2 separate regions of the Homo sapiens genome follow, and region 2 is linked to region 1. Evidence: chromatin contacts called from ENCODE Hi-C or POLR2A ChIA-PET data. All regions are on one chromosome and are shown on one strand. Each heading gives the region's core, a stretch centred on a gene start or an enhancer-like site at or near the end of the contact. The rest is flanking DNA. Distances are from core to core; before and after follow the strand shown. Region 1 holds the start of ILF2 (interleukin enhancer binding factor 2). Region 2 holds the start of ADAR (adenosine deaminase RNA specific).

Region 1 (6,609 bases), core at 2,702-5,201:
GCAACAGAGCAAGACCCTGTCTCAAAAAAAACAATAAATAAATAAATAAATAAATAATAATAAAAGAACTAATAAGATAGTGAGGCCAGGCACAGTGGCTTACGCCTATAGTCCTAGCACGTTGGGAGGCCAAGGCAGGTGGATCACCTAAGGTCAGGAGTTCGAGACCAGCCTGGCCAACGTGGCAAAACCCCGTCTCTACTAAAAATACAAAAATTAGCCGGGCGTGGTGGCAGGTGCCTGTAATCCCAGCTACTTGGGAGGCGGAGGCAGAATTGCTTGAACACAGGAGGCGGAGGTTGCAATGAGCTGAGATCGTACCATTTCACTCCATTTCGAGCAAAACTTCATCTCAAAAAATAATAATAATTAAAAAAATAAGATAGTGAGAAATTATTGGTGTGACAGCATGAAAGTACAGGAAAGTAGAGAAGTAAGCCCAGCAGTAGGGCTGATTTTACCCTGGGGTCATTTGCTGATTTGGAATTAGTGGCAGAAAATAGGTTGTGTGGGGCCGGTGAAGTCCAGGCCGGGTGTGGTGGCTCACACCTGTAATCCCAGCACTTTAGGAGGCCAAGGCGGGAGGATGGCTTGAGCTTAGGAGTTTCAGACCAGCCTGGGCAACAGAGCGAGACCCCATTTCAATTTTTTTAAATTAAAAAAAAGAAAAAGGGCCAGGCACGGTCGCTCATGCCTGTAACCCCAGCACTTTGGGAGGCTGAGATGGATGGATCATGAGATCAGGAGTTCAAGTCCAGCCTGCACAAGATGGTGAGACCCCCCATCTCTACTAAAAATACAAACATTAGCCAGGCGTGGTGGTGCATGCCTGTAAGCCCAGCTACTCGGGAGGCTGAGGCAGGAGAATCACTTGAACCCAGGAGGCAGAGGTTGTAGTGAGCCGAGATTGCGCCACTGCACTCCAGCCTGGGCAATAGGGGGAAACTCACTCTCAAAAAAAAAAAAAAAAAAAGGAGTCCAAATGTCCCCAAAGGTGATAACCTTGGTAAACCACCTTCGTGTTTTGGGCTAGGATCTCAAAAGGCTGCACTCCTAGGGGCAACCTGGGAGTAGAATAAATAGAAAATCTAAGGTCCTGCTTGGTGCCTCACATCTGTAATCCCAGAACTTTGGGAGGCTGAGGTGAGGATCACTAGAGCCCAGGAGTTGGAGACCAGCTTAGGCAACATAGTGAGACCTTATCTCTACCAAAAATTAAAAAATTAGTTGGGTGTGGTGACATATGCCTATAGTCCGAGCTACTCTGGAGGTTGACACAGGAGGATCGCTTGAGCCCAAGAGGTTGAGGCTTCAGTGAGCTGTGTTTATGCCACTGAACTCCAGCCTGGGCAACAGGAGTGAGACCCTGTCTCAAAAATAATAATAATACAGACCCAAAATATTAAAAGACCAAAATTAAGAACCAAATGATAGATTTAATACTATGTTAGACTAAACTGAGGAGCAAGTAATAAATTGGAAGAAAGGACAGCAGAAACTACCTAAAATGAAGAATGGATAAAAAGGAATGAAAAGCATAAAAAGAGAGGGTAAAAGGCCTTTGCAGTGGCTCATGCCTGTAATCCCAGCACTTTGGGAGGCCGAGGTGGGTGGATCACCTGAGGTTGGGAGTTCGAAACTAGCTTGAGCAACATGGAGAAACCCTGTCTCTACTAAAAATACAAAATTATCCAGGCATGGTGGTGCATGCCTGTAATCCCAGCTACTCGGGAGGCTGAGGCAGGAGAATCACTTGGACCTGGGAGGCAGAGTTTGTGAGCCAAGATCACGCATTGCACTCCAGCCTGGGCAACAAGAGCGAAACTCTGTCTCAAAAAAAACAAAAACAAAAACAAAAACAAAAACAAAAACAAAAACAAAACAAAGACTAGCCTTGACAACATATAAAGTACCCCATCTCTACAAAAATAAATAAATAAGTAAGCCCGGGGCCAAAGGAGGTGGCTCACACCTGTAATCCCAGCACTTTAGGAGACAGAGGCAGGAGGATCACCTGAGGTCAGGAGTTTGAGACCAGTCTGGCCAACATGGTGAAACCCCATGTCTACTAAAAATACAAAAATTAGCTGGGCAGGGCCGGGCATGGTGGCTCACGTCTGTAATCCCAGCACTTTGGGAGGCCGAGGCGGGCAGATCACTAGATCAAGAGATGGTGACCATCCTCGCTAACACCGCGAAACCCCGTCTCTACTAAAAATACAAAAAAAAAAAAATTAGCTGGGCGTGGTGGCGGGCGCCTGTAGTCCCAGCTACTCGGGAGGCTGAGGCAGGAGAATCGCTTGAACCGGGGAGGCGGAGGTTGCAGTGAGCTGAAATAGCGCCACTGCACTGCAGCCTGGGAGACTCCATCTCAAAAAAAAAAATAAAATTAGCTCGGAGTGGTGTGGCCTGTGCCTTTGAGTAGTCCCAACTACTAGGGAGGCCGAAATGGGAGAGTCTCTTGAGGCCAGGAGGTTGAGGCTGCAGTGAGCTATGATGGTGCACCACTGCACTCCAGCCTGGGCAACAGAGTGAGACCCTGTGTCTAAATAAAATGAAATAATAGAAGAGAGGGTAAGAGACAAAGAGATTACTGGGGGAAAAGTCTAACCCGTCTTTATTTGGAGTTCAGGAACGAGGGAAATAATAGGTAAAACTAATACTTGAAGAGATAATAGCTGATAAATTTAATAAATGGACGACAAACCTGAAGCCATTGATTCAAGAAGCTCAACAAACCTCAAGTAAGATTTTTTTTTTTTTAAACGGAGTCTCCCTCTATCGCCCAGGCTGGGGTGCAGTGGCGCCATCTCAGCTCACTGCAACCTCCGCCTCCCGGATTCAAGAGATTCTCCTGCCTCAGCCTCCTGAGTAACTGGAATTACAGGCGCCCGCCAGCACGCCGGCTAATTTTTGTATTTTTAGTAGAGACGGAGTTTCACCATGTTGGCCAGGCTGATCTCGAACTCCTGACCTCGGGTGATCCACCCGTCTCGGCCTCCCACAGTGCTGGGTGGCCACAAGCCACCGCACTCGGTCCGCTTTTTGTTTGCTTGTTTTTTAAAAATTAATAATATTTATTTTAATCTGGATGGTGGTTACGTGGCCAGAATACGTTTAGACTTAAGATGTTTACGTTCTGCTGTAGTAAATTAAATATCGAAAAAGTACTTATGGAAGGGAGGTAGGTGAGGGATAAAAGTCTACAAGTTGGGTTCAGTGTATACTGCTCGGGTGATGAGTGCACCAAAATCTCACAAATCACCACTAAAGAATTTATGTAACCAAGCTGGGCGCTGTGGCTCACGCCGGTAATCCCAGCACTTTCGGAAGCTGAGGCGGGTGGATCACCTGTTTCCATGGACATGGAAAACCATGTTTTCCACACTAATTCAATCAATATACTCCTCTCCTATCTAAAACCTGTTTCTCCTGCTTCGAGTTTGTAGACGTGCAGTGTTCATAGTTGCCTAAACTCCCTTTTCCCCATCAACTTCAACTGCTAGTGGCAAAAATAGCTGATATTGGTTGCATTTTTGAGGTAGGAAAATTGGCAAGATATTTTCCTTCACTAAAGAAACGTAGATTACGTATGCCGTACAGGGCAATGAAAAAACTCCGATAGCAGAGGATGGTTTCGATCCATCGACCTCTGGGTTATGGGCCCAGCACGCTTCCGCTGCGCCACTCTGCTATCTAGAACTAAAATTTCTCATGATTGTTATAGAACACTACGTAGTCGTTGTCCTGACTTCTTTAGTGCCACCTAATGTCTGATCAAAAATTCGTCATTACTATAGAACCAGTTCTTATTGGCTAGTTCCTGACACAGTAGGCGTTTTTTATTGGTTCATAAGCCCGGTTTGACAAAGTAAGCCAATAGGCATAAGCGATGGGGTAAGGCGGGAGCCAATCGCACCGGGTTTTATTGGGACACGCCGGCAAGACGCCTCTTCAGTTGTCTGCTACTCAGAGGAAGGGGCGGTTGGTGCGGCCTCCATTGTTCGTGTTTTAAGGCGCCATGAGGTAAGTGGGTCGAAGCGGTCGAAAGGTTTCAGGTATTCGACGGAAAACTTTGTGAACGTGGGCCGAAAGAAGTCGGAGTATCAGAAAGGGCCATGTATCCGGGGGCTGGCCAAAAACCTGAGAACTCCTGGTCTAGGATAGTGGGAGAGATGGAGGCCGGTAGAGGCGGGGAAACTTGGGCCCGGGATGGGGTTCGGGCCCAGGAGTGGGGAGGGGGGTTCGACACCTTTGTCTCTGAAGGGTTGCGATGAGGGGGTGTCCTCAAGCCCCTGGAGGAGCTCCCCACCTTTCCCCCGCCCCCGTCATCCGGGCTGAGAATGCTGGAGCGAGCCGCATTCATCCTCAGTGCGAAGGCCTTGACATTAGGACACGCCCGATAAATGTGTACCTTAGTGAAGAAATGAGCAATCTTTAGCCTCCGAAGTATTAGGATTCGTGTGGCCCAGGATTATGGGTTATTAAGTGTAGGGCTCACTGAGCCCCATCATTACTTGATGGGGGTTGGATTAACTTAGAGGAGGTTATGGGGGTGTAACTGGGCACCATTTGGAATGGGGACAAGTGTAAGTGTGAGTGGGGTCTCTTGCCTACCGTTGGGAGGTTCCGAGGGATGAAAGTAGCCAACCTAAGATGATATGGCCGGTGGGTATTCCTTCAATGAGGTCAAAATAAAATCTGCATTTCTAGGGGTGACAGAGGCCGTGGTCGTGGTGGGCGCTTTGGTTCCAGAGGAGGCCCAGGAGGAGGGTGAGTACCAGCTTTTAGCATCTCTGCACTTGGTTGTTAGTTTCTGCTTGTCATCTAAATAGGAGTTTTAGAGTAGACTAATGTCACTTGGTTTTGCGAGAGCCAACTGTGGTCTTTTCCTGCACTCCTGTTAAATGAATTTGGCCCCACTATGCTAAGAATGATTCTTTCCCTCCCCGGAGACTTTGTCACTCATTCTGAGGACTGACATGTTTTCAAAATTGTTGGCGTGTTATTTACATCTCGCTTGATTCCTACCTAGGGAATAATTTGGCTGTTTTTCATGTTTTAGGTTCAGGCCCTTTGTACCACATATCCCATTTGACTTCTATTTGGTGAGTACCTTGGGTTAATGATACACATTTTCTGGTCACTGTTGAAATGGAGCCCAGTATCTCCCAGTTAATGAAGTTAGATGGTGGTTGAAGAGGGCAGACACAGTGCCTCACGCCTGTAATCTCAGCACTTTGGGAGGCCGAGGCAGATGGATTACCTGAAGGTCAGGAGTTTGAGACTAGCCTGGCCAATATGGTGAAACCCCGTCTCTACTAAAAATAAAAAAGTTGGCTGGGCATGTGTCTAATCCCAGCTACTTGGGAGGCTGAAGCAGGAGAATTGCTTGAACCCGGGACGCGGAGGTTGCAGTGAACCAAGATGGCACCACTACAAAAAAAAAAAGATGGTTGAAATAGGGAGGGAAAGTGATTTGTGAAAAGATTTGGGGTTTTGAGTCAACTGTGTGTTGCTTTACATACAGAAACAGTGTAAGCATGGTGGGGAGAATAATTCCTTGGCTACTGTTGGCATTAAACATGATTATAATCTTTGTTCTGAACAAGTAATTGTATTTATGGTATATCTGTTACTATAAAGATAGTGATAGCTTAAATTATGGCTATTCCAGCTTTTATCCTTGTTTGAACTTTTTATTTTTTTTGAGACAGTCTCACTCTGTCACCCAGGCTGGAGTGCAGTGGTGCAATCTTGGCTCACTGCACTGAACCTGGGAGGCAGAGGAATCAGGACCTCTGCCTCCAGGGTTCAAACGATTCTCCTGCCTCAGCCTCCTGAGTAGTTGGGATTACAGGCACCTGCCACCATGCCCAGCTAATTTTTGTATGTCTGTTTAGTAGAGACGGGGTTTCACCATGTTGCCCAGGCTGATCTTGAACTCCTGACCTCAAGTGATCTGCCCACCTCAGCCTCCCACGGTGCTGGGATTACAGGTGTGCGTGACCCACTGTGCCTGGCCTTTGAATAAATTTTTTTTTTTGAGGCAGGGTCTCACTCTGTTGCCCAGGCTGGAGTTGCAATGGCGCGATCTTGGCTCACTGCAACCTCGCTTCCTGTGTTCAAGGGATTCTCTCACCTCAGCCTCCCAAGTAGCTGGGATTACAGGTGTGAGCCACCACGCCCAGCTATCACCTCAGCCTCCCAAGTAGCTGGGATTACAGGTGTGAGCCACCACGCCCAGCTAATTGAACAAATTAAGCAGTAAAAACAAGTGTAGAATTTTCTGTTTTTAACCTTTTTCTGTCGTAGTAATAGAAAAAACAATCTCTCCTGTATATTATCTTCGGCAAATAGAATGTAGTTGTTTACTTCTGGTTTAGTGTGAAATGGCCTTTCCCCGGGTCAAGCCAGCACCTGATGAAACTTCCTTCAGTGAGGCCTTGCTGAAGAGGAATCAGGACCTGGCTCCCAATTCTGCTGAACAGGTATGTTCTTTTGGCTGTCTTCCAGAAATGTCTCTAAAGCAGTTAAAAGTATTGGTAAAGAGTAACTGTTGGTAAGGTTAAGAATGGTGTTAACAGAGCCTGAAATCCACAAAGGGTT
Region 2 (6,609 bases), core at 1,803-4,302, 940 kb before region 1:
CTTCCCTCGCACAGTAGTTGTGATTAAAGCTTTTCTGGATCATTTCTGAAGAAGGGTAAAGGCTTTCAGATTGTCTTGCCTGAAGACAAGAAAGCAGAGGTAAGATATAACTCCTGTTACTTAAACGGAGGAAAAAAAACATGGGGAAGTGGACTGGAATTGCAACAGCAAGAGTTTGTTGTGGTTCTTGTTTGTTTTTACCTTTTAAATTTGTGAAATACAGCATATATATACAGAAACATGAATAAAACGTAAATGTATAATGAAATTATTGGAAAGCAAACATATGTAGCCACTACCCAAGTCAAGAGCTAGAACATCACCGGTACCCAAAAGATTTCTTCCCAGTCAAAACTCCCACCTTTCTCCCTAGAAGTGATTAACCACAATTTTGTCTTTTTTTTTTTTTTTTTCTTTTTTTTTTTTTTTGAGACGGTGTCTTGCTCTGTCTCCAGGCTGGAGTGCAATGGCACAATCTTGGCTCACTGCAACCTCCGACTCCCTGCTTCAAGCGTTTCTACCACGTCAGCCTCCCCAGTAGCTGGGACTACAGGCACACGCCACCATGCCCAGCTAATTTTTTGTACTTTTAGTAGAGATGGGGTTTCACTATGTTGGCCAGGATGGTCTCGATCCCCTGACCTCGTGATCCGCCCACCTCGGCCTCCCAAAGTGCTGGGATTACAGGCATGAGCCACTGCGCCCGGCCTCATTTTGTCTTTTATGCAGAGCATACTATAGTTTGGTTTTGCCTGGCTTGGGACTTTCTGTAAGTGGGATCATATAGTATACATATGGCTTTTCCCACTCAGTATCATATTTAGATAATTAGCTACCTTGTTGCATGCGTAGATCTTTCATTTTTGTTGCTGTATTGTATTCCATCATGGGCATATGCCACCATTTATCCATTTTACTTTTGATGGACATTTGGGTTGTTTCCAGTTTGGGGGCTATTAATTACAAATAATGCAACCATGAACTTCTTGGGGTTTACCATTACCTTTCTAGATAATGGTAAACTGGTTTCCTGTAGTGACTAAGAGCTGCTCTGCATCCTTGCTGCCACCTGGTCTAATCAGATGGCTAATGCTGTCTGTCTGGTGAATGGACAGTAGCTCACTGTAGCTATACTGTGCATTTCTCTGATGTGATGGGGTTGAGAACCTTTTCATATGTTTGATATTTTTTATCTCCTGTGAAGTTGTCTTTCGATTGTTTTTGCCCATTGTTATACCTACTGAGGGGTCTGTTATTCTTTCAACTAACCAGCCCTCTGAAGGCGAATATAAGGATACAAAACATGCTTCCTGCCCCCGAGGAGATGACTTGACAATTCTAGAGGCAGATATATGAACAAGAAGTACATGATAATTGTGATTACTGAGGCATCCATCTTCCCTAGCAGACTAGCTAAAGGATGGCGCTCTTATTTGTGTCATATCCTGGGTGCTTAACACAGTATCTGCCACATAATTAGGTGCTTAGTAAAGTTTTGTTAAATGATCGAATGGGGCGTTTTTAGCGCAGTGTGCAAGTGCCCTATTAGGGGTAGGCGCCCAGTAACTCGAGAAGCATGGAGTAGGAAACCACAAACAGCACCTGCTCCCCCTCCTCTCCCCCTACCTGCTGTGGGGAAGGCCTCCCTTGTAAATTTGAAAGGTTGATTCACGGGAAGCCGTGGAGGAGGTGCATGCTAGGCCAACGAATAGAATGTGCAAAGGCCCAGAAGGAAGACAGAGCCCAGCCTGCAAGGGAATGTTAATTTGGAGTGACTAACACCATGAAAGGGCATCAGCTGGAGATACTGCTATAAAGGGACTGCCTTGTAATTTCATAAGCATGGGGGTAAAATTAAGATTAAACACAGGGAAAGAACATTCTCACAGGTGAGGATGGTGTTGAACCCTAGAATAATCGTTTCCCAGATACCTTGAACAAAAATCCAGCAGTTAGAGAAGCCTGACCATGAAGCAAATTTGACTTTTGTCCCTCTAGATAACAAAAGTTATCTTTTTGAAAGTAATGGTGTAATTTGAATGAGTGTAGAGAAGCGCTGAAGACTGAGCTTTACTAAAGCCTTCAGACCTGGATTTGGCAGCAGCGTGGCCTTAGTCAAGCCTCGGTTTCTACACCTGCAAAGTGGGAATAATGCCTACCTTGGAGGGCTGTTGTGAAGATTAAGGGAGATAATACATGTAAAGTACTTAACCATTTGCCTGGTGGGGTAGTTTTTATGACCTAGATCCTAAATTGTTCACTGCTGCTGTTGCTACTCTTGGTACTTTTTACTGGCTGGCATCTGCTTGCTTAAGTTTATAACATAGTAGGAGCATTAACAAGGTCCCACGGTGGGGACCTTGGTCGTTTGACGAGATCTGCGCTCCCGCCCATCCCCTCCCCCCCCCCTCCACATTGGAGACGCGGCCACCACCGCGCTGGCGCGGAGAGAGGGAGGACCGGGCGTCATGCTGTTTCTGGCCTGAGGTTTTGTGTGCCTTTGTTTTCCTTTTGCTCTATTCGTGTATTCCTGCCTACGGCCTGTGCGGGGAATTAGGAGCTCAGTACTGAAACGGCGGTTTTCCTAAACAGTACCGGACGGGCGCGGGGGCTGACGCCTGTAATCCCAACACTTTGGGAGGCCGAGGTGGGCGGATCTCTTGAAGCCGGGAGTTCGAGACCACCCTGGCTAACGTGGTGAAACCCTGTTCTTACTAAAAATACAAAAAAAAAAAAAAAAAAAAAGCCAGGAGTGATGGCGCTCGCCTGTAATCCCAGCTACTCCGTAGGCTGAGGCAGGAGAATCGCTTGAACCCGGGGGGCAGAGGTTGCAGTGAGCCGAGATTGCGCCATTGCACTCCAGCCTGGGCAAAAAGAGCGAGACTCCGCCTCAAAAAAAAAAAAAAAAGTACCTTCCGTAGTTCTCATGCAGCGGAGGGGTTCGACTTGTAACCGGCCTGAAACCAAGCGTGGCGCAAGATTTGCTCAAGCCCCTCCTCTTGGCCAAACTTTCCGGAGGGGAAGGCTTTCCGAGGAAACGAAAGCGAAATTGAACCGGAGCCATCTTGGGCCCGGCGCGCAGACCCGCGGAGTTTCCCGTGCCGACGCCCCGGGGCCACTTCCAGTGCGGAGTAGCGGAGGCGTGGGGGCCTCGAGGGGCTGGCGCGGCCCAGCGGTCGGGCCAGGGTCGTGCCGCCGGCGGGTCGGGCCGGGCAATGCCTCGCGGGCGCAATGAATCCGCGGCAGGTAAGCCGGGCCGGCCTTGGACCTTCGCCGCCGTCTGGGTTCGTTTACAACCTCACAGGCTTTGTGTTGCAGTGCGTAGCGTGTGCGTCTTGTGAGTGTTAGAGTGTGTGTGTGTGTGTCGTCTTGCCAAGCAGCATTGCTGGTTTAGGAATTTGTGCGTCTTGTGAGTGTGTGTGTGTGGGTGTGTGTCGTCTTGCCAAGCAGCATTGCTGGTTTAGGAATTTGTGCGTCTTGTGAGAGTGTGTGTGTGTGTGTGTGCGTGTGTGTGTAGTCTTGCCAAGCAGCATTGCTGGTTTAGGAATTTGTGAATTTGTATCCTGCTCATTAATTCTGCAGAATGGAGCAGTGCGTGAAGAGGGCTTGGGGGAAAATGCGCCCCCGTCTGAGTAGGAAGGCCTGAGCCCATGTCAAGGCAGACACATCGTCTCCCTTTCTGCTAGGGCCCCTTGTGGAACCCCCTACCCCCGCTTTAGCCCCACTTGAACAACGTTCGGACTTTGAGCAGCGCACACTATCCTCAGCTCACCTTATCCACCTCCTGAAGGCCTTCTGGGAGTTAAAAATGGCACTTAAGCTGTAGGAGAAAGCTTGTTAACCACTTTATAGCTAAAAACTGGGAAAACACAAATGGCCTTCAGCAGGTTAACAGATAAACTGAAATACATCCACATAATGGGATACTGCTTAGTAGTGAAGAGGAAATACTGTTACAAGTAACAACACGGGTGACTCGCAAGTGCGTTATGCTAAGCACGAGAAGCCAGACTCAAAAGGCTGCATACTGTATGAGTCCATTTATATGACATTCTGGAAAAAAAAAACCACAGTTATAGGGATGGAAAGTGGATCCGTGGGTGCCAGGGACTGGGTATCGTGGAAGAAATTGATTGTTGAGTGGCATGAAAAAGCTTTTTAGGGAAATAGAAATGTTCTATATCTTGATTGTGGTGGCGATTGTCGAAATTCATAGATTTATACACTTAAAAGGATAAATTTTACTGTATCTAAATTATATACCTCAATTTTGTTAAGATATATATATATTTTTTTTTTTTTAAGCACTCCTTTGAAAGGATTAAGGACGCCTAACTTGAAGGAAAAGCATTTCTGCACAGGTGTCAGTGTATTGCACTGTGGAACCTGTGTGGTAAAGGCAAAGGGGGTAGTGCTTATCTCTTGATCCTAAATATGTGAGACCAGATTAAAGTGAAATCTGGGAGGCAATGAATGTTAAATGAGTTGTTATGTAATTTGCATAGAGGTGATGCTGAGAGATTTAGAAAGGATCACTGTGGGTTGCTTGCTCACTTTCTTGCTCTCCTATTCCGTAGCTTTCCAAATGGCTGTACTCAACGGTGGCTTGGTGTTTAGGGGATTTAAGGGGGGCAAAAAGAAAGATTAATAATCTCCTCCTCTCCCTCTAACCCTACTGCCCTAAGATATCCTTAGCAAACTTACATCTCCTTTCTTTTCTCTGTGTTCATTCCATTGTGCGCACACATACACATTCATGGATTTTCTCTTTTTGTTTAGGGAAAAAAATTATAATGTACATACTATTCTACAACTTTTTGTTGTTTTATTGAACATTATATGATTCCTAAATTATCCCCAGGTGAATACAAATAGATATGACACATTTTAAAAAAATAAAATAACTGGCCGGGCGTGGTAGCTCATGCCTGTAATCCCAGCACTTTGGGAGGCCGAGGAGGGCGGATCAGGAGATCGACACCATCCTGGCCAGCATGGTGAAACCCCATCTCTACTAAAAATACAAAAATTAGCTGGGTGTGGTGGCGTGCGCCTGTAATCCCAGCTACTCCGGAGGCTGAGGCAGGAGAATCACTTGAACCCGGGAGGCGGAGATTGCAGTGAGCTGAGATCACACTGCACTCCAGCCTGATTGCAGTGAGCCGAGATCATGCCACTGCACTCCAGCTTGGCAACAGAGCGAGACTCCGTCTCACAAGAAAAAAAATAACCGTGTGAGTACTATTCCATAGAATGAATGTTTCATAATTTAATTCTTCTATAGACAGACATTAAAATATTTTCCAGATTTGGGCCAAGAGTAGCAGTTTAAAAAACATTTAGCTTTTAACTGACTCTAGCCACTTTGAAACACAATTTTTTTTTCCCAAGGTCACTCAAAGAGCTAATAGGAGAACCCCTAAGTCCCATAATTCAGCTCTGGGAGCCAGCACTCACTCTGTACACACATTTGCCTCTGTCCCTAGCAATATGGTGGGCGTGAGGGTGCAGCAAGAGGAACAAGAAAGAAATGATTGCTTGCATAGTGGCGTCTTGTTCATGCAGTCATTAATTCAACAAATGTTTGTTGAGAATCAGCTTTGTGCCAAGTGCTAGAGAGGTTGAGATGATTGAAGCATAGTCCTTGACCCCCAAGAGCTCACCATGGAATCAACTGAAGCCCCTCATCAGTACTGTGTTGGGAATATTGAGAGTGGAGAGTTGAGTATAACTTATAGGACACCTAATGTTAATTACCTTTCAGACACTGCAATGTGTGTGTGCCATAAAAAAAAAAAAAATCCAGTAGCTCTGATACGAGGGAAAGTAAATGGTTTAACAGGTGCTGAGTAGGAGAAGCTCAAGGAGAGGAAACCCCAAGGGCTGAAGAAGGTGGGAGTCAGGAGTCTCCTGAAGCAAGTGGCATTTAAGGAGCTCTATAAGGAAAGGGTCAGAGTTGTGATAGGTGGCTGTGGAGGGAGATGTGCCACCTGGATTGGCATGTAGAGGGATAGAAAGATTATAGGCCTTTGCAATGGCCCAGTAAGAGGTAATGAGGGGCTGGAACTGGAAGAAAACACATTTAAGACACAGTACAGAGGTGGCAGACAAGGTGGGACTTGGCAACTACCTGATGAGATCCAGGAGATGAGGCCAGGAGGCGGGCAGCAAAGATGACGCAGGTTTCTAGCCTTAATAGGCTAGGAGGAGAGTGATGCCATTAGCAATAAGAACTACAGGAGAAGGAGCTGAGTTTGAGGGAACTATTAATTTGGTTCAGAATATGTGCTGTTTGAGTTATGGCAGGATATTTAAGTGGACAGACTGTCGACATAGTTGGAAATTCAGATCTTAAGCTCCCACACAAGGTAGTGGCTGGACATAGTAGATTTGAGTGCTCTTGCTTCAGAGGGCTAGTTTAGGTTGGGGCAGTGATTAAAGCAACCTAGGAAATAAATTATAAAGGAAGAAGAGGTCCTTAAAACCTTGGAGACTGATTATATAAAGGGTGGATCCGTTAATACAGTAGCTATTAAAAAATTATAAGGGGTGGGAAAAAGGGACAAAGAAGAAAAAAGAGGTGAAAGACCTTTGCTGTGTCACCAAACC

Evidence for each region. A loop is a pair of places that touch in the nucleus more often than their neighbours do. ChIA-PET counts read pairs that join two places held with the same protein, here RNA polymerase II (POLR2A). Pooled maps may share reads with other maps.
Region 2: a map of CD4-positive, alpha-beta memory T cell shows a loop between it and region 1 (30-fold over the local background). The contact joins the promoter of ADAR here to the promoter of ILF2 in region 1. A Hi-C loop is called at or near these places in 1 of 168 maps with a recorded cell type or tissue (CD4-positive, alpha-beta memory T cell) and 6 of 50 pooled maps. POLR2A ChIA-PET finds 5 or more read pairs at or near these places in 1 of 52 experiments (HepG2).

The regions. Positions count from the first base shown.
Region 1 is chr1:153,668,335-153,674,943 of GRCh38, reverse strand. It overlaps ILF2 (interleukin enhancer binding factor 2), which reads left to right and starts at 3,951. Exons shown (of 14, transcript NM_004515.4): 1 at 3,951-4,026; 2 at 4,714-4,773; 3 at 5,066-5,108; 4 at 6,387-6,491. The coding sequence starts at 4,022. TRX-CAT1-1 (tRNA-iMet (anticodon CAT) 1-1) reads right to left here and starts at 3,694; the gene lies at 3,623-3,694. RefSeq lists enhancers at 2,682-2,731, 2,742-2,821, 3,372-3,511 and a silencer at 3,552-3,931.
Region 2 is chr1:154,604,629-154,611,237 of GRCh38, reverse strand. It overlaps ADAR (adenosine deaminase RNA specific), which reads left to right and starts at 3,052. Exons shown (of 15, transcript NM_001111.5): 1 at 3,052-3,246. The coding sequence starts at 3,232. RefSeq lists enhancers at 953-1,032, 1,116-2,109, 2,779-3,168 and a silencer at 3,169-3,278.